Regions from separate parts of the Homo sapiens genome. Here region 2 is linked to region 1. A link is an interaction called in ENCODE POLR2A ChIA-PET data of the cell type or tissue named here. Cell type or tissue: OCI-LY7. All regions are shown on one strand. Links, peaks and the distances in the headings refer to the core of each region. The heading gives the core; the rest is flanking DNA.

Evidence for each region. ChIA-PET counts read pairs that join two places held together with the same protein. Peaks named below come from ENCODE experiments on the same cell type or tissue, not always from the same donor. Only the 100,000 strongest peaks of a DNase experiment are listed, where the experiment ranks them.
Region 2: POLR2A ChIA-PET joins it to region 1 with 26 read pairs; 2 of 35 experiments call an interaction of 5 or more read pairs at or near these places.

Annotation. Positions count from the first base shown.
Region 1 is chr9:114,436,694-114,444,693 of GRCh38, forward strand. The region is part of intron 3 of WHRN (whirlin); the gene reads right to left. Among named protein-coding and RNA genes, the nearest start is that of AKNA, 53 kb to the left of the region's middle. In OCI-LY7, for the core only: no CTCF peak of the experiment used is centred there; no DNase peak of the experiment used is centred there.
Region 2 is chr9:114,367,232-114,380,127 of GRCh38, forward strand. AKNA (AT-hook transcription factor) reads right to left here. Exons shown (of 22, transcript NM_001317950.2): 3 at 9,235-10,301; 4 at 6,862-6,936; 5 at 1,208-1,364; 6 at 312-466. Among named protein-coding and RNA genes, the nearest start is that of AKNA, 14 kb to the right of the region's middle. RefSeq lists enhancers at 1-849, 321-620, 1,843-2,547, 11,614-11,783. In OCI-LY7, for the core only: a CTCF peak has its summit at 7,794; DNase peaks (open chromatin) are centred at 3,590, 4,870, 5,350 and 5,890; H3K4me3 peaks cover 3,893 bases; H3K27ac peaks cover 7,730 bases.

The DNA of each region.
Region 1 (8,000 bases), core at 1-8,000:
TGGTAGGCACCTGTAATCCCAGCTACTTGGGAGGCTGAGGCAGGAGAATGGCTTGAACCTGGGAGGCAGAGGCTGTAGTGAGCCGAGATTGCGCCACTGCACTCCAGCCTGGGTGACAGAGCAAGACTCCATCTCAAAAAACCAAATAAATAAAATAAATAAATCAATTTTAAAACATAAAATAATTTTATTATTTAAATATAATGAAAAATAAAAAACTTTTTGCTATTTAAAAATAAAAACAATTTTTAAAATCTAAAAGTATAAAATGCACGAATGGCTATGAGAAACCCTGATACAGAAAAGCTACTAGAGAAGCTACCAGACACTAAAGCCTGCTCTAAATCCTCCGTAATTACACCAGTGTAGCACTGACTCATGAGTAGACAGACAGGCGGTGAAACAGACTAGAAATAGGCCCAAGGACACACAACATTTTAGTGTATGATAAAGGTGGCACTACAAATCACTGTGACAAAGACAGACTTTTTAATATGCAGTAGTAGGATAAATGAGTAGCTATTTAGAAAAAGATAAATCATGCCCTCTATAAGACTAAATGCCAAACAGATCAGAGGTCTAAAGGAAAAATGTATTTATAGGCATTAAGAGAAAAAATAGATAAGTTCATCTATACCCTGGGCATAAGGAAACATGTAACCTGACTCAAATTCAATAAAAGAAAGGATTAATAATTAAATTAGATTTAAAATGTATAAAACTTTTGTATTAAAAAAACTCTATAAGCAAAGTCAAAAGAAAATGACAACCAGCATGTTATGGGCTGAATGTTTGTGTCCCCCCCCAAATTCCTACCCTAACCCTGAATCTGATTGTATTTGAAGATAGGGCCTGTGAGGAGGTAAATACAGTTACCTTCTAATCCAATGGTGGGGTCCTAATCCAAAAGGGTTGGTGCCCTTTATAAGAAGAACAAGAGACACCTGAGTCCTCTCTTGGCCATGTGACAACACGGTAAGAAGGCAAGCCATGAAGATAGCCCCTATCAGGAACTGAACTGGCCAACACGTTGACCCTGGCCTTCCCAGCCTACAGAAATGTGAGAAAACAGAGTCCTATTGTTTAAGCCACCTTGTCTTTGGTATTTTAGTCAGCCTAAGCTGACTAAGACACATGGAGAGAACACTTGCAATATATACCACAGATAAAGGGCCAGTTAGCTCTAATATTTAAGGAATTCTTAAGTTTTAGAGGAAAAAAGATCCAAAATCCTGAGAGCAAAAGGATAATAAAAGACATGAACAAGTTACAAAGAAGACATTATAAATGGCCATTAAATATATGAGAAGATGTTCAACTTCACCCATAATAAGAAAATTGCCCAGCCTGGGGAATATGGTGAAACCCCATCTCTACAAAAAATACAAAAAATTAGCCAGGTGTGATGCTGCATGCCTGTAGTCCCAGTTACCTGGGAGGCTGAAATGGGAGGATCACTTTAGCCTGGGAGGCGAAGGTTGCAGTGAGTCGAGACTGTGCCACAGCACTCCAGCCTGGGTGAGTGAGTGAGACAGATTGGGTGCTGGGTGAGTGAGACAGATTGAGATCCTGTCTCAAAAAAGAGGGGAAAAATTGCAAAATAAAGCTACATCAAGGTACCATTTCTCATCTATCAGATTGAGAAAAAAATTTAAAACTTTACAGTGACCGTCAGCTATGGAGAAACAGGCACACTTTTACACAGCTGGTGGGAATTCAGGATGGTCCAACACTTAACGGAATCCCACTTTCTTTTTTTTCTTTTTTTTTTTTTTTTGAGACAGAGTCTCACTCTGTCACCCAGGCTGGAGTGCAGTGGCGCAATCTTGGCTCACTGCAAGCTCTGCCTCCCGTGTTCACACCATTCTCCTGCCTCAGCCTCCCGAGTAGCTGGGACTACAGGTGCCCGCCACCACGCCCAGCTAATTTTTTGTATTTTTAGTAGAGATGGGGTTTCACCTGTTAGCCAGGATGGTCGCTATCTCCTGACCTCATGATCCGCCCGCCTTGGCCTCCCAAAGTGCTGGGATTACAGGCATGAGCCACCGCGCCTGGCTAACGGAATCCCACTTTCAAAAATTTACCCTGAAGATATATTTCCCAAAGTGATAAAATACATATGCACACAGTTACTCACTGAAGCACTGTTTGTGACTGTAAAACACTGAAAATAACCTAAATGTCCATACAGAGGAGAACGGTTGGATAACGTATGGTACAGCCACACAGCAGAGTACACACGGCTGTCGAAAAGAATGACAAAGACCTCTGTGCACTGACATAACAGGATTTCCAGGATACGGTGAAGAAAATTAAGTGCAAAAGAGTATCTATAGCATGCTATCTTTTATAGAAGAAAGAAAGCATATAGATATAAATCTGCTTATTTTTACAAAAAGAAACAGAGGAATAAACCAAAAACTTATTTGGTTGCCTTTAAGGAGCAGGTGAGAATGGGTAGAAGGGACATGGGGAGTCGTACTCGGAGTGTACCTTTTTGTATAGTTTTGATGTTTTAGTACTTAGAAAGTAAAATTAAATCAATAAAGATGGGGGAAACCCTATTCAATGCCAGCAAAAACAAATGAACCTTGTTCATATGAATAACATAATTCAGCTGAAGTGGGAAACAAAATAACTAACCCAAGTAACAGACTGCTTTGACCATAAACCCTCAGTTTAAGGACAAAATAAACTGCAAACAAATCAGAAGCTCTACTTCACATGGCAATTCTGAAACTACTTTTGTGTCTTGTAAAATTGGGCAAATGGGTAAACACTTAAGGTAGGTTCTTGATTTCTCACTGTTGAAGAAATGGGAGAAGCTAGGAAGAACCATGTAATGTTGGCCTAGAAGAGGAGGTATCAGTATGAGTGAACTTACGTTTTAGACAAATATTGAAATATTTATATTTCATGTATATCTGTATGTACACACACATAGATATATGTGTGTACACACATGTATGAATATGAGTGTGTATTATATGTATACAGTTGACCCTTGAACAATATGGGTTTAAACTGTGTAGGTACACTTATATGCAGATTCTTAAATATACTGGAATTTTTTTGGAGATTTGTGACAATTTGGAAAAACAGATGAGCCATGTAGCCTAGAAATATTGAGAAAATTAAGAAAAAGGTATGTCATGAATGCATAAAATATGTGTAGATAGTCTACTTTATAATTTACTATCATAAAACATACACAAATCTATTATATTTATTTATTTATTGAGACGGAGTCTCTCTGTCGCCCAGGCTCCAGTGCAGTGGTGTGATCTCAGCTCATTGCAACCTCCGTCTCCCGGGTTCAAGCGATTCTCCTGCCTCAGCCTCCCAGCCAGCTGGGATTACAGGCATGCGCCAACATGCCTAGCTAATTTTTGTATTTTTAGTAGAGACAGGGTTTTACCATGTTGGCCAGGCTGGTCTTGAATTCCTGACCTCAAGTGATCCGCCCACCTTGGTCTCCCAAAGTGCTGGGATTACAGCCGTGAGCCACTGCACCCAGCCACAAATCTATTATTTTTAAAAGTTAAGAAGAAATTTTTTTTTTGAGATGGAGTCTCACAGTGTTGCCCAGGCTCAGTGCAGCGATGCAATCTTGGCTTGCTGCAACCTCTGCCTCCTGGTTTCAAGTGATTCTTCTGCCTTAGCGTCTCGAGTAGCTGGGACTACAGGTGTGCACCACCACACCCAGCTAATTTTTTTGTATTTTTAGTGGAGATGGGGTTTCACCATGTTAGCTAGGCTGGTCTCAAACTCCTGACCTCAGGTGATCCGCCCACTTCGGCCTCCCAAAAAGTGCTGAGATTACAGGTGTAAACCATCCTGCCCGACCTAAAAAATTAAGATTTATCAAAACTTACATACACAAACCCTTGCAGATAATACATGGCACCATTCACAGTCAAGAGAAATATAAACAAACATTAAAATGCAGTATTAAATCATAACTGCATAAAATTTACAGAAGTACACATGGTAGTACTGTAATAATTTCAAAGCCACTTTCTGTTGCTAGTTCAGTGTGCTCAAGTTTTGAAAGTATCAGCTTAAAACGCCGTGTGCCGCTCATCATCTCTGCATGAGCAGTCTGTCTCTACAGTAAATTGCATATCATAGTAAAAAGTGGTCTCTCGTGGCTCTCATATATTTTTCAACATATTTTGTGCACTACCATAAAGCTTGAATAACACCATAGGATCCCTATGAAGTGCCACTAGTGATGCTGGAAGTTCTCCCAAGAAGCAGAGAAAGTCATGACATTATAAGAAAAAGTTGCATGGCTTAATATGTGCCACAGATTGAGGTCTGCAGCTACACTCGGGCACCATTTCAGACAGACGATTCATCTGGTAAACAGATGATGTAAACTTACGGAATCAATAAATTCAGTAAGGCACTATAAATGTATTTTCTCTTCCTTATGATTGTCTTCATAACATTTTCTTTTTCTAGCTTTATTGTAAGAATATGGTATATAGATATATAACATACAATATATGTGTTAATTGGCTATTGGTAAGGCTTCAGGTCAATAGTAGGCTATCAATAGTTAAGTTTTTGGAGAATCAAAAGTTATATGTGAATTTCAACTGTGTGGGAAGGTTGGCACCTCTAAGCCCTGCATTGTTTAAGGGGTGACTGTATGTACAAATGCAGGCATGTATATTTCCTAGCTTTGTCCACTAAAAGCCCTGTTAGTAATGACACCTCAGTAGCAATAAGCCCATCTAGCCCCCAGATCTTGATATCTAAATGCCATTCCCCATTGAGAAATATCATGGCCTAGTGGAGAATGGCTGGTTCCAAGGCTGGGCAGGAAAAGTACAAGATGAGCCTGAACCATCTTCTTGAGTCAGAAAGTAAGGAAATTCTCTAAAAATGACAGATGCATGTCAAATGGACACAGAAGCCAGGCTGAAGGCTCTGCCATATCCAAATCTGGGACACTCTGAGTATCAAAGTAAATAATGCCAATCATAAATAACAAAGTAAGAAGGCATGAATCCATATTTGTACTAAATAAATAAATCACAGGATAAAGCTCCTCTCTACAGTAAAATAGCAAGTGAGTTTTTTAAAATTTTGCAAAACAACTGAATCAGGGAAAACTAGTAGGTAAATTTTGACACAGAACAGAATATTTACAGTCTCAAAATATCACCTGCAAATACGTTATTATAAAAGGAAAAACAGTACAGAAACCTGGCAGACATTACTTACCCAAGTGATCAGTGTTACCCTCACTAATAACGGGACAAACTAACATCACGGGACCCACCAAGGACCTGACATCAAAGCTAGCATGATCCTGCCAAAATGCATAAACTAATCCAATCATAGCAACCATCAGATATCCCAAATAGAGAAACATTCTACAAAATAATGAGCCAGAATGTTTCAAAAATATCAATGTCATAGGAAGATAAAGGCTGAGGAACTGTTCCAAATTAAATGAAACTAAACAATCATAAAAACAAAATGCAACACGTGATCCTGGGTTGGCTCCTGGACTGGGAGCAGAAAGAATTGCTACAAGAGGACATTATTGGGACAAATGGCAAATGCTGGGGCTATGCAGATTGGATAATAGCATTGTACTGATGCTAAATGTCCTGATTGTGACCATTGTTCTGTGATTATGTTAAGTGAATGTCCTTGTTCTTAGAGAAAAAAAATACTGAAGTATTTAGGAATAAAGAGGCATGAGATAGACAACTCCAATGCTTTAGACGGGAGAAGAGAAAAATAGATAAAGCAAATGTGGCGAAACATGAAAAACTAGTGAATCTGGGTGAAGGGCTGATATGGTTTGGATATTCGTCCCCTACAAATCTCATGTGATCCCCAGTGTTGCAGGTGGGCCTAGTGGGAGGTGTCTGGGTCATGGGGGTGGATCCCTCATAAACGGCTTGGTGCCCTCCTCACGGTAATGAGTTACCAGGAGATCTAGTTGTCAAAAAGAGTCTGGGACCTCCCTGCTCTCTCTCTTGCTCCCTCTCTTACCATGTGACAAGCCTGCTCTCCTTTGCCTTCTGCCATAAGTGGAAGCTTCCTGAGGTCCTCACCTAAAGCAGTTGCTGGCACGGCCTGCAGAACAGTGAGCCAGACAAAACTCTCTTCTTTATAAATTACCCAGGCTCGGATATTCCTTTAGAGCAACGCAAAACGCACAAATACAAGGGTATATGGGAGTTCTTTGCAGTATTCTTGAAATTATTTCAAAATAAAAAGATTTAAACAAAACAAAACAAAAAAAAACTTCTAGGTCCAGTCCTTTGTGAGGAGTATCAGACATCAGAATCTAGAGTGTGTTTCCACTTCTGTGCTTCATAGCCATAAAGAAAGAAATTGACCTGCTCTTCCAAATACATGGGAATCCTCCAACTCCTACCAAGAAGAAAGCAGTACTGTTGCGGCCAGCACCAAACAATGGAAGAATATTAGACAAGAGCCAAGTGCCTCCCAAGGGGAAGAGCTATAATAGGTGTTGGCAATATTGTACACATCATATGAGTATTCTACACTGCTGGACCAATCACCACAAACTCAGTGGTTTAAAACAACACGAATTTATTATCTTACAGTTCTGGGGTCAGAAATCTAACATAGGTCTCACTGGGCTAAAATCAAGATGTCAGCAGGACAGAGTTCCTTTCTGGAGAGTCCGGGGGACAATCCAATTCCTTGCCCTTTCCAAGCTACCAGAGGCCTCCTACTTTCCTACTTTGGTAGCCCCTTCCTCCATCTTCAAAGCCAGCAACCTCGCACCAACAAGGCCTTCTTATACAGCCACCTCTCTGGTTCCCTCCTTCTGATTCCCACCTCTACTTCAACAACCCTTGTGATGACACGCGACCCACCAGGATAATCCAGGATCATCTCCCTACCTCAAGGCCAGCTGAATAGGAGCTTTTATTCCCTCTGCCATATAACCTAACATAGTCACAGGTTCTGAGGATTCGGATGTAGACATTTTGGAGGGTCCATTAGTGTGCCTCCCATATTTGTGGTAACAAAAACATGGTGGGCATTCATGAATAGCCAAACAGAACAGAATACCAGAAGGTCCCTGTACTAGTCCATTTTCACACTGCTGATAAGGACATACCCAAGACTGCATAATTTATAAGGAAAGACAGGTTTAATGGACTCACAGTTCCACGTGGCTGGGTAGGCCTCAAATCATGGAGGAAGGTGAAAGGCACGTCTTACATGGCAGCAGGCAAGAGAGAAATGAGAGCCAAGCAAAAGGGGAAACCCCTTATAAAATCATGGGCACTCATGAGACTTACTACCACGAGAGCAGTATGGGGTTTCCCCCCACCACCCGGTTCAATTATCTCCCACTGGGTCCCTCCCACAGGACACAGGAATTATGGGAGTACAATTCAAGACGATATGTGAGTGGGGACACAGCCAATCCATATTAACTCCCGTACCCCATCTAGATGAGGAAGGGTTAGTGGGGCATCTGGCACTTCACCAGCTGGAGCATAACTTGGTTGAAACTTGCTAAGAAGCATTTGACAAAATGGTGCAAAAACTTTTGCAATTTTACTGCTAGGAATTAACCCCAACCAAATAACCATGGTTATACAGAATTTAAATTTACAAAAAGAATTTGAACCCCCTCCAAAAAGTCTATGAATTAATGTTAGTCAAATACTGCATGGTATATCCATACAGTAATTATTATACTGCCATTAAAAATGATATATAATATTTAATCACATATAATTATTTTTTCCAATTAAACTTAAAAAAAATTACAAAACCAATATAATGACATAGTACAAATAGTCAAACAGTAAAAAGGGGGGTATATACAAACTGTAAAAATCTCCCCTCCGAAACCCCCTTCTCTTAAAAACGCATCTCCATTCCTGAAATCTAAAGCCCCAGGATCAGTTTCTTGGTCATTTTCTCAGGGATTCTCTTCACATATACAAGTATGTACAAATAAATATATTCCTCTTTTTAAAAAA
Region 2 (12,896 bases), core at 2,546-10,545, 67 kb before region 1:
TCCTGAAAGAGCTCAGAGTTTCCCGGGAGCCAGCCTAGAGACACTTCCAAGCACAAGTGGAGGGATTTGGATGAGATGCATTGCCAAAAAGGGGGGTGAGACCTAGCACTGGTGACAAGGAGGAGGCTGGAGCTGTGTGGCCTCTAAAACCAGGGAGGGGCTCATGTTTTGGGGATGGCTGAGTTAACTCGGTGCAGAGGCAGGGGAATGACAAGTGAGACTCCCAGAGTGCCTCTCACCCAAGCAGGCAGAGGTTCTGTGTTCTCCAGGTGAGTTAAGTCTCTCGGGGGCAAAGCTGGGAGTCCACTCACCTTGGCCAGGAACTGGCTGGCCTGAGAAGCCAGTGCCTGGGTCTGCTCTGCTGAGGACTGGTCCTCAGAGATGTCCCGGTTCTCCGGAAGCCACCCCAGGGTGGGCATGCTGGTAAGCGAGGAGGGGCTCAAGTCTCCTCGAGCTGATGGCCACCCTGGAATACACAACTGCTGAAAGCTGGGGCCAAGAACAGTCCTTCCAGGAGCTGAAGGACTGAGGCTGAACGTCAAAGCCACCACCTCCATCATCAAGTTATAGCTCAGTCACCATGTGCGATCTTCACATCAGCCCCAGGAAGTGGGCTGGGTAGAACATTGTCCCCCATTTACAAGGGAGAACAAGGTCCAGATCTGCCCCAGGCCACATGGTTGGCTGGAGCAGAGCTACGCTAGGCCTCTGGGTTCCCAGTCAACAGCGTGGGCTCTCACACAGGGAGACGTGAGTTCCAATCCAGACACTTCCCCTCCATAGCTGTATGAACTTCAGCGTGTCCTCACCTCTCCAATTGGTCCCCTTGGCTGTCATGGGTGTGACAACAGTGCACACCTCAGCGGGTTATTGTGGGGATTAAGTGAGGTCACATGTGTCAAGGCTTAGCACAGGGCCTGGCTGAGATATGGGCTCCCCAGGGACAATGCTCTATGTTTTCAACTCACCCAGGGTCACCAAGATGCCAAGTGGCAGGGCCAGGGCTGCCCCCAGGCTGCTGTGGATCAAAGCAGGACACTTTCCACATCTCTGACCCTTTTGAGTCAAAGTGCCCAGGGTGGGGCCTTGCCTCCCTCCTTCCCCTGGCCTGAGGCCAGCGCCATCCCCAGGGTGAACCAAGTCAGTCCCACAGAGCAGAATCCCAGGCAGAAGGAGCCTCCAGCTGCAGCTCTTCTCCCGGACTCACCTGAGGCCGCAGAGGCCTGGGGGTCCTCGGCCGGGCCCGGCCACCACTCTGCAGAGCGGGGCTGTGGGATGGTGAAGGACAAGACCTTGGTCCCCTGGGGCACCATTCCCGTGTGGATGCTGTGGTTGGGCTGGGGTGGGTCAGAGAACAGGTTCACCTGTGGAAGCAGGGAGGCACAGCACAGCCAAGTCAGGGTAGGGGCAAACCCACCTGAAACGCCTCATCTTCATTCAGGAGCTCAACACACATGCCCTGTAGTAATAAATACCATCTTTCAGTGCAGCCCTTGGCTAGGCCAAACACAGGTGAAGAACTGCATGCCTTTTCATTTACTCTTAATGGCAGTCCTGAAAGGAAGACAGGGTGGGGACCCCAACAGCCCATTATATAGAAGAAAAAACTGAGACACAGAGAGGTTATTAAGTCAGTTACTCAAAATCCCCAGCTGATAAGTCCTTGGATGAGGATCACAACACTGCTCTATCTGACCCCAACACCTATGGTTCTCCTATTAACAGTAATTTTTTATTAATAATGTGTGTTATAATTATATCATAATTAATATACCATATAACATATAATTATTTCTTAACAAATATAAGCATTTCTAATAATTATTATACTGATAATAATAGCAACTAATAGCTATTCGAATGAATGAGTGAACCAGCAAGTAAACAAACTAATCTGCCATTGGTAGCGGATCTCTATCATTTGAGGATGGATTTAACATGGCAGCCAGCCCAGTTGGTGAGGGAGCAGTCTGGAGTCAGGCAGGTGACCAAGGAAGGCCTCTTGAAGCTGGAAAGCAGAGGGAAACCACAGGCTGTTCAACAGCTTAAAGCAGAGTTGAGAGAACTATGTTCTGTTTTTGTAAAGAAGGTTTTATTGAACACAGCCATGCCTGTTTGTTTATGTGTTGTCTATGGCTGCTTTCACACTCTGGTGGCAGAGTTGAGTAGTTGTGACAGAGACTATATGCTCCACAAAGCCAAACATTGTCACAATCTGGCCCTTTACAGAGAAAGTTTGCCAACTCTGGCTTAGCATGTGGGCTCTGCAGCTAGAGCCCAGGTTCCTGTCTAGGCTCTACCACAGCACACCTCTGAGTCCTAGTTGGTTTAATAACCTCTCTGCGCACAAAATAAGTGCTCAATAAATAGTGGCCACCACCCTGACATTCATCACCATTATCTTCACCACCACCGTCATCACCACTACCATCATTAGCATCACCATCAGCATCACCATCAGCATCATCACCATCAGCATCATCACCACCACTGTCATTACCACCACCATCATCACCGTCAGCACCATAACAATCACTATTACCATCACCATCATTCACCATCATTACCATCACCATCACTATCACCATTATCACCAACACCATCACTATTACCACCACCATCATCACCATTTTTACCATTACCGTCATCATCATAACCATCACCGTCATCATCGTAACCATCACCATTATCACCATCACCGTTATCGTCATCACCATCATTATCTGCACAGCCACCATGGAGACAGGCCCGTGGAAAAGCAACACCCCTTAGTGGGATTTGCTCATCATGATGTTGGGGGGTTATCTTAACTGCCCCCACTGCACCAAGGTCAGGAATGAGCAGTTTAGGGTGGGCCTGGTGGAAGGGGCTCCCTGGCCCCCAGGCAAGCAGGCTCTCTTGCTTAAGCTGTATAGGTCCCGGCTGTAGCCGAAAAATCAACTCCAAGTGTGGCATGGTCCCCGCCGCCTCCCCCTCTTTCAGGCCCAGCCTCCCCAGATGAGAACAAAGCTGGATTTTAATAATCCCCTCAGCCATCTGCTCAGACTCCCCTGTGGGGGCCTTTCCTATCAGCACCCCTCTCCTGAGGTGACCCAAATCCCAGGGGAGGCCCAGCCCTCTGACATGTTTCCCTCCCCAGACCCCTCTCTCAGCCTCAGGCCCCACCTAGGGAGTGACAGGGAATGGGGATGGGCCAGGGAAGCCAGGAAGCCCTTTTGTTTCAGGGACCGATAAGGAGTTTGAAGCAGAGAAGCCCAAAACCTGAGCAGATGCCCAGGCAGAGCGATGAGGTGGGGAGTGGCGGTGGGGGTGGGGGTGGCAGCTGCAGCTGCTCCGGCCAGGCCCTCCCAGGGCTGGTCTCTCTGGACACAGCCAGGGTGTCCCGGGTGCTCCCCAAGGCTGGATTCACTCCCTTGGGGGATTCTGTGAAAGGTGAATCAGGATTCTGTGAAGGGAGGACTAGTGAATTTGGGAAACATTGGGTTAAACAAATGAATATTCTCTGCACAGATGGATTTCTCTCAGCCTTTAAAATGCTAATGGGCTTTATGAATGGGGAGGGAGGGGAGGAGGAAGAGAGAGAGGAAGATGTTTCCCCAACTCATCTGCATACAGAAGCCTCCCCCTCCCCCCATCCCCACCCAGGGGCTTCTAGACCAACTTGCAGCCATCAGAACACACTGAAAAGAGGTGGTTTTACATCATCTCCGTAATTCCTTCTTGGGTAATTTCTGGTCACCTCAGCTCTTCCAGATCCCTCTTCAGCTGAGATGGAGGAACAGGGGCTGGGGGGGAGGTGGCAACATGGCAGCAAATGCAGTGAGATCACTATAAACCCTGGCCAGAGGCCAGTGTAGAGAACAGAGCCCACCAGTGACTCCTGACCAGTCCTGGCTCCCTGCCCCACAGCTGGGCTCCCTGGTCCTGCCCCAACCCCAAGGCTCCAGACCCATCGGTGTTCCTGGGCCAGGCCTCCCCAGCTGCAGATCCCGCAACTACCAAGTCTAGTTCTGCTAGAGTGTGGTGTCACTCGTGGGCTTCAGAGCTAGGCTGCCGAGTTCCAACTCCTGCTCTGGCACCTACTTGTTGAATGATCTTGGTCAAGTTATTTAACCTCTCTGTGCCTCAGCTTCCCCAACTGCAAATTATTTAAGAGAGTGGTCCATAAACATCACCTATGACCATTCTTATTACTATAACAGTCATCAATCCACCTCATCCCTATGCCTGTCTCCACACCCAGTGCCAGGGCCTGAGTGCCAGGGCTTACCCAGGCATGAGGAAAGAAACACCTGTTCTGGAATCAGGGAGATGTAGGTTTCAGTCCCAGCTTTGCCTGTTGCACCAGCTGTGGGATGTTGAGCAAACCATTCCACCTGGCTGTGCCTTGGTGTGTGTGTGGAGGGGCTCAAATATGACCCTGAAGCTGGGGTGGGATACCTGTTGCTGCTCAGTGAATGTCAATCTCCTTCCTATGGGTCCCCATCCATTGCTGTCCACCTACCCACCATGCCTAGCCTGGGTGTCCAGCGCAACATCCCCAGCGCGGCTCCCTCCCAGGTGGGTCCAGCCCTCCCCCGTGGGCTCTGAGCAGAGTGAAATGGCTCGGTGGGTTCTGAGGACTGCCTCTGAACTCGTGGGTTCTGAGCAGAAGACCATCCTGGGGTCTCTCCAGCCTTCGGGGTAGAGTGCACAGAGGTCCAGATGGAGTGAGGCACTGGCCAGCTGGAATCTCAGCTCCCCTCAAGCCCCATGGACCCAGAGTGAATCCCCTCCCTGTTCCGGGGCTCTGTGTTCTCTTCTGCACATAGGAGCTGCAAGCCTGCCATGTACTGTTCCTTCAGGGCAGCTGTGAGATGGGGTTGGGCAGGAGATGATAGTATCATCCTGCTTCCTTCCGGTAGAGCCCTGAATGGTGCTCACACTTCTTGAGGCTGAGAGAGGGGTTGGGGGAGGGAGCAGAGCCCTCGGGCCAAGCAATCATTTTTCCAGAAAGCGGGAGTGAGTGAGCTGGCACAGAACCATTTCTGGCCTCTCCTGTGACACCCTCACACACATGAGCCAGGGGTCTGGGTGCTGGCCAGGGCAGGGTGACTACACATGGGGGGGACCCTGAGTCCTACTGGGTCAAGGGAGCACCCACGAGAGGAGATACCCCAGCTGTGCTCCCCCGTGTCCACCCCCGCCTGTCACTGTGGCTGGCACACAAGAGGCCTGGCAGTAAACACCTTTATAATATTCCCTAACTCTTACAAAGTGCCTGCCTAGTGCCAGGTAAATGCTTTCTGTATACTGACTCATGCCCTTAAACGAGTGCAGGAGGAAGGAAGGGAGGAGGGAGGGTGCAGACGCTCCACGCCTCCAGCCCCCGCCACTCCATGACCTTCAGAGGCCCCTATCCCAACGGGAGCCCCAGTTTCCCAATCTGCCAAATGGGGAAGCCCAAGTGTTTGGGTCTGATGACCAGTTCCTTTCTCCTTGGACCTACTTGGAGTCTGCAGCCATGGGAATGTGGTTTCCCCAGAGAGGATGACCTAACAAAGCCCCTTCCCTCCCTTTCCCAACTCCCCCGTCTCTTCCAACCCTGGATCTGGCTCAGTGGTTCAGAAAGCTGGAAGGAGCCTGCTTGGCTCCCAGGAGGAAGTCTGATTAGCCCCTCTTTTACAGATGTGCCCGATGAGGCCAAGAGGGAAGGGTCCTGCCTGTGCCAGGCAGCAGGTGTGGGGACGCAGCGGGGGGGGGGGGGGTCCTGGTCCTAGAACAGGCCCCCTTCCATTTCCTCACCACAGTGGCCTCCGCCCACCTGCCCCGGAAGTGCCTCTCGACATTGAGAGCAGCAGCTGTGGCAGGGGCAGGGTCCTGGAGCATGACAGGGGGAGGCACTGGGGCATCTGCATCTCTGCACCTCAGCTCCCACATCCTCCTCTACTGCTGCCTGATGAGGCAAGAGGAGGGCACAGCAAAAGCAGGAAGCCACGAGGGGCCGCACAGGTCCCACTTCCTGCCTCACTCAGAAAAGAGGAAGGTGCAGAATTCACAGCCTCCTCCGAAGACGGGGTGGGGGCTGGGGTGGTGGGTTCCCCCTCTGCTCTCCTCCTGCCCCATACTGCTGTTCAGGGGAGGGGAGAGGCTGTGGTGAGGTGGTGGGGAGGGAGAAAGGCAAAGGTGTGATCCAGGAAGATTCAGGCCCAAAAAACAAGCACCAGGGGCTGAGCAGAAATTCTGTGTTACTCTTTTGAGGCTCACAGAGCCCAAGTAACGTCCTTAAGGTCACACAGCTGGTTAGCAATGGAGCCAGGAGTCGAACCCAGGTGGTCTTACTCCAGAACCCATCTAGAAGGAGAGAGATTCTCATGAAATTCCTGGGCTCATGGTAGCTCAGGCCTGTAATCCCAGCAGCACTTTGGGAGGCTGAGGCAGGAGGATCACTTGAGCCCAGGAGTTCAAGACCAGCTTGGGCAACAAAGTAAGACCCCGTCTCTACAAAACATTGAAAAAAAAAAAATTAGCAGGGAATAGTGATGACTGCCTGCATTCCCAGCTACCAGGGAGGCTGAAGCAAGAGGATCCCTTGAGCCCAGGAGGTTGAGATTGCAGTAAGTTACGACCATGCCACTGCACTCCAGCCTAGGTGACAGAGCAAGACCCTGACTCAAAAAAAAAAAAAAAAAAAAAAGCCCAGGGAAGGCAAGGTCACTGCCCAAGGTCACAGAGGGACCTTGGGGTAGAAGAAAACTGGCGTTCCACTATCTCCAGGGCCTCAGTAGATGGAGGAGGCAGTGGCCTTTCTCTAGGACTATGGAAAAGTGTCACCTCCTCGGGGACTTGGGCCCATGCCTCCACCCCATCCCGGCCTGGTACCTTGGCCCCGAGGCGTAGCTGGTCAATGGTGTTCTCGGCCTCAGCGTACTTGGTGAGGAGCCTGTGGTAGTCTTCCTGCAGAAAGCGGGAGCAACACGGTCACATGCGCAGGCACACAATGAACCCCTCCTTGCTGGGAGACCCTGATAGCAAACCCCCTTCCATAAGGGCTTCTGGGTTCCTGAGAGGAAAGCATTCAATGGTGGGATCCGAGCTGAGCAATCTTCAGGCTTGTGTGCAACACAGACCCACCACGTTCAAGTTCTGGAGCATGAGAGGGCAGTGGGACAACTCTTCTACCCCCATGACAACGGGTCTAGACTGAGGGCCTCTGGCTGGTTTACCTTGATACATAACCCATGTCGCAGATGGCTGCCACTGTTTTATTTCTCCAAATGCCCTGCCCACCGGTTGGCTCTGTGGGGTGAGGCCCATATCTTTCTTTCCCCCTGCTGCACTGTCGGTGTTTAAGAAGCATGTGCTTAAGAAGTACCTGATTTTCAATGGCTAATTGAATGAATCACCCAAGAGTCCCATGGCAGAGAAATAGAAGACTTAAAATCACTGTTCCACCTACTCAGAGTCACTTATCTTAAACAAGTCCAAAGAACTTTATAAAAACAAGTCATTGCAGGAAAAAAGGAAAAGCATGTCACCTTTGAAGGATGTGAGGAACTGACTCCTTCTGAAAACGGGTCGGTAACTAAGTAAGTACCATTATGGGTCAGTAACGGTAACAGTAAAAGGACAGAACGGAACATCTCGCTGGCCCTTCCCATAGGAACAAGAACTTGGTAACCAAGTAGTTGATGAGGGACACTTTTACTTTTTAGCATATTTCCAGCAATTAATGCAGGAATGAGAGCATTAGCATACTACCACTTTGTCACCTCAAATGAAAGACTAGCCCAAGACAATGACCATCAGAGGCTGTCAAAATCACCAACAAGAGAGCAGCAGGCATCCTGTGCTTACTGAAGGAGGCACTCACGTGCTCTTGCCAAAACTCCCCACGCCCGTGGAGCTCATGGTCTGGAAGGGAAATGGTCATGTTTCTCCTCCAGACCACCAAAGCCTCTAGCTCAAAACCTAACAATATTCAAGAAAAAGAGGACAATGGGACGCATGAAAAGAGACCACAGCACATCAGCAAAGCCCAGACTGCGGACGACTCTGCAGGACAGACTGATTTCCGCAACAAATGAATTGCACGGCAGAAGTAAGAAGGAGGACGGACTAAGAGAGTAAAAGAGATCTGAAAAAGTAAATGCAAGAAAGAAAGAAAGAAAAAGACAAAGGGAGAGGACAGACTTGAAAGGCACCAAATGCAATATACAAGCCATGTTTGGATCCTGAGGCCCATGGACGGGAACGAATAAGCCATTTATGAGACACAGAGAGATCTGAATGCGGGTGTGATATTTGTTCATATTTAAGGACCTGGTGTTAACATTTAGGTGACCATGGTATGTGGTTATGTTTAATATAAGGTCTTTATCTTTAGACATACACACACTAACACATTTTTAGATAAAAGGATTGGATGCCTGAAATTTTGCTTCAAAATAATCTAGTGGGGGTGAATAGGGGAGAGGTAAGGCCACAGGCGAGAAAGGTTTTCGGGGCTGCTAATTGTGGATGCGGGGGGTAGGTACATGGGAGTGTATTCTACGATCTTCTCTCTTGTATATGTTTTAATTTTTTTATAGCAGAAGTTGAAAAGAAGCAAACAGATCATCCTTGAAACACGAGTACAATCACTGGTCTTTTTGAGCAAAGGGCTTGGGTGTATCTCAGGGCTCCAGGTACACCCTCCCTCCACCAGCAGGGAGTTCCTGGCCCAAACCCCAGGCCTCCCTACCGCAGCCAGCCTCTACCCCAGGGCTTCCTGCCCAAGCCAGCCTCCACCCCAGGCCTCCCCACCCCACCAGCCTCTATCCCAGGGCTCTCCACCTCAGCCAGCCTCCACCCCAGGCCTCCCCACCCCACCAGCCTCTATCCCAGGGCTTCCTACCCCAGCCAGCCTCCACCCCAGGCCTCCCCACCCCACCAGCCTCTATCCCAGGGCTTCCTACCCCAGCCAGCCTCCACCCCAGGCCTCCCCACCCCACCAGGCTCTACCCCAGGGCTCCCCACCCCAGGCCTCCCCACCCCACTGGCCTCCATCCCAGGGCTTCCCACCCTAGCCAGCCTCCACCCCAGGCCTCCCCACCCCACCAGCCTCCGTCCTAGGGCTTCCCACCCCAGCCAGGCTCTATCCCAGGCCTCTCCACCCCAGCCAGCCTCTACTCCAGGCCTCCCCACCCCAATTAGCCTCCACCCCAAGCCAACAGGGGCCTTGGTGACACATCCACAGCCATGAGTCCCACTAACCTGGAGCTGATGGACCAGCTCAGTGGCTTGCTCAGGCGTCTGAAATTCTTGGGGTACCCTGGTGATAGGGTGGGCAGGAGGCGTGTCCTTTGCCAGGGCTGCTTCTCCACTGCTCAACAGCACCTCCTGCACAATCTCAGCTGGAGACTTGAAGATGAGGGGCCTGGCAGGGGCCTGAGGCTTCCTGTTGTGGCTTCTGGACTTGGGGGGACGGTAGCTCTCATCTTTGGGGAATCTCACCCGGGGCCCTACCTTGGAGAAATCAGGGAGTGGGTAGTTCAACTGCCCCCGGCCATACTTGGGGGCATTAGAAGAGGAGCGGCCAGCCAGAGTGGCTCCCTGTCTGGGCAGCGGCCTGCCCTGCCGCGTTGGCCTGGGCTGGGGATTCAGGGGGCTGATGGAGCCAATGAATCGGGAAGGGAGTGGCTTAGGTGACGTCTTTGTCTGCTTCCAGATGTGTTCCTTGGGCTGAGGGCAGAAGAATCTGGTCGTTTCTCTCCTCCATCTATCTGTGGCATGCTGCGGACTCTGGGCTGGGGGAGCTGAGGAGTCCTGGAATTCCATGGGGGTTGCCCGAGCAACACTGCCTCCAGTTCTGCCATCTGGGCTTAGGAGGTGGTGGCTGGGGCCCTCTGGCAAGGTTTCTGCCAGGGCAGTGGGCTGGGGGCCATCGGTCTCTCCTTCCCAGGTAGAATCAAGGCTGTCACTAGGGTGGTCGAGGCTCACTGTCCCACTGCTCCAGGACCTTGCCGGGCTGAGTTCAACGGATGGGTTGACCTCGGAATGTTCAGAAAGTTTGTCCCCACTGGCTTGTTCGCCAGAAGCCACCCAGCCCCTGGCCTGACCATGCCCAAGAGCCATGGGGCTGGTGTTTCCATGGCCTTCCAAGCTGAGACCAGCCTCATACCCCAACCTTGAGGAGCTCTCTCCAGCCTCCTCAACCTCCAGACTTCCGAGGGTCCCATCTGGCTCCTCTTCAGTCATGTCCAGCTGACGGCCCTGCTGGGGGAGCCAGGCAAGAGGCTCATGGGAACTTGCTGGGCTGTCCACATCCTCTGCTTCAGCCTCTGGAAAGACAGGCCATTCACTTCTTAGCATATACCAGCTCTGCACCCACCTTGTAACTTACCCTAAGTCACTTCAACTCTCTGGCTTCCATTTCCTCATCACGTGGGGATGGAAAGAATCCCAAGGTGGTGGTAGACTTAGCCAAGTGCTTGTCTGATACCTGATCTGATTATCTCAGAGGTCCTTCAAACTCAAACTCAAACCCAAACCCGGTGGATGGTCCCTCCAGTGTCTCCCATCTCAGCAGACGGCAACACCATCCCCTCTATGCATACAGGCCAGAAGGCTGGGAGGCATCTTTGCCATCTCTCTCCCTCTAACCCCCTGAATCCATTCTGTCACTTGGTCCTGTCCAATGGGACCTCCTATAAAGATCGCAAACTCATCTACTGCTCTGAAGTCTACCACCACTACCTTAGCTCGCGTCCCATCCTCTCATCTGGCTAACTGCAGTCAGTAGCCACCTAACCATCTCCTCTATCCTCACCCACATCCCACATCTGAAAACTCATCCATGTCTTCCTGTGGAAGAAAAGCAGAACCTTCACTATGGTCCTAAGGTCGCTGCCACCCCGGCCCCATTAGCTCTCCTGATCCATCTCTCTCCATGGCCCCTCAAGCTCCCCCTGCTCCTGCTATGTGCACACAACGCTCCTCCCACCATGGGGGCTACGCATGTGCGCATCCCTCTGCCGAGGGATTCTCTCCCCTCCTTGGCCTAGTTAACTCCTATCTGTCCTTCAGGCGTTCGCTCAACCTCTGCCTCCTCAAGGAAGACTTAGCTCTCCCTGACTAGGTCAAGTTCTCCCTTTTACAGGCCCTCATAGGACTGGCTCCCTCTACTTTGTAACACTTATCATAGCAGCAGTTTTCCATTTATTTGTGCAGTTGTTTCATTGACATTTGTCTCGCCCACTACACTGCAAGTTCTATGAAGCCAAGGATGCTCTCTGTTTTGTTCATGATTATATTTGCAGTGCCGGTACCTGACACTATTTGTTGACTAAACAGAAGGAAGGAGAAAAGGGAGGTGAGTGAGGAAGAGAGGGAAGGAAGGAGGGAGAGAGGAAGATAAGGTATATAAAGCCCCCAGGAAATAGATAGTTATTGTAATTATTACATAGTGGGTACTCAAGAAATATTTATCCATCTACCCACCCATCTATCCCGCCATCCTTCCTCCCAACATCCATCCATCTACCCACCCATGCACCCATTCATCACCCACCTGTCCATTCATCCATGCATCTAACCACCATCCATGCAGTCATTGTTTATGGAGCACCCACTCTGCTCTAGACCCCGTGTTGACCTCAGGGATAAGTCCAAAGTTTCATGAGACATAGTTTGGGTACCACCAGGCATAGACTCTCTGTTCAGGCAGATGCACCTTTGTCGCACTCTCTGTTCCTCCATGCTCTTTCCCCTACCCTTGATGCCTCTACGTCTCTTAACCACTTAACATGTCCTTCAGCAAGTTACTCTTGCTTACAGCAGCATACTTGAAGCCCAGGGAGGTTACGTAAGTTGCCAAAGATCACCCAGTGGTTCCCTGGACCTAGGACCCAGGCCCCAGCCATGCAGGTGAGTTTGCTTCCACCACTAGGGGTCACGTACTAGGGGTGAAGGGGCCTGGGCTTTGGAGCTAGGGAGCCCTGGGTTCAATCCTGGCTCCTATCACCCCTCACTGGGGCCACGGGCAAGCTGCTGACCTCTCTGGCAATCCATAGTCAAACTTGAGGATAGTTCCTCCTACCTGACAGAGGGTGGTGAGGAGGGAACAAGAGAGGGCCAGACCCTGCCCAGCCCTGTGCCTGGCACATAGTAAAGGCACAGGACAAGGTAGCAGCTGTTACATCATAGCAGGGGGTTACCATGTGACCCCAGGAAGAGATGCCTCTGCCCTGTCGACCCAGTGCATCTCAGTCACCATCCCCTGCTGGAGAGAGAGCTCAGAAATGGCTCCTCAGTGGGCAGTGCCCACTTTGAGCAGATCAGGTGTGTGAAACTTTGAGTAATGGCACAATCCACTACCAGAGGAGGCTTCTCTACCAACCACACCAGCCTGCGGGAGTCACAGGACCCTAAAACAGGGGCATCTTGCTCATAATCTAAGTGCAATAGTTACCATATATTCAGCTCTTACTATTCTCCACGATATGATTCCTCTCATTTTATAGATGGAAAAAGCAAGATTCAGGCAGAAGGAACTTGCTAAGCAAAGCTAGGAATTCAGTCTAAGTTGGTCTGGATGCAACCAGAACACAGCTATTGTAGAAAACAAGAAATGCCAACGTTCCCATTGCTAATTGGGATTTTAAAAAACCTTAAAAATGTCCAGGCATGACGGCTCGCATCTGTAATCCCAGCATTTTGGGAGGCCAAGGTGAGAGGCTCACTTCAGGCCAGGAGTTTGAGACCAGCCTGGGCAACACTGTGAGACCCTGTCTCTACAAAAAATACAAAAATTAGCTGGGTGTGGTGGCATGCACCTGTAGTCCCAGCTCCTCGGGAGGCTGAGTTCTGAGGATTGATTGAGCCAGAAAGGTCGAGGCTGCAGTGAGCCATGATCATGCCACTGCACTCCAGCCTGG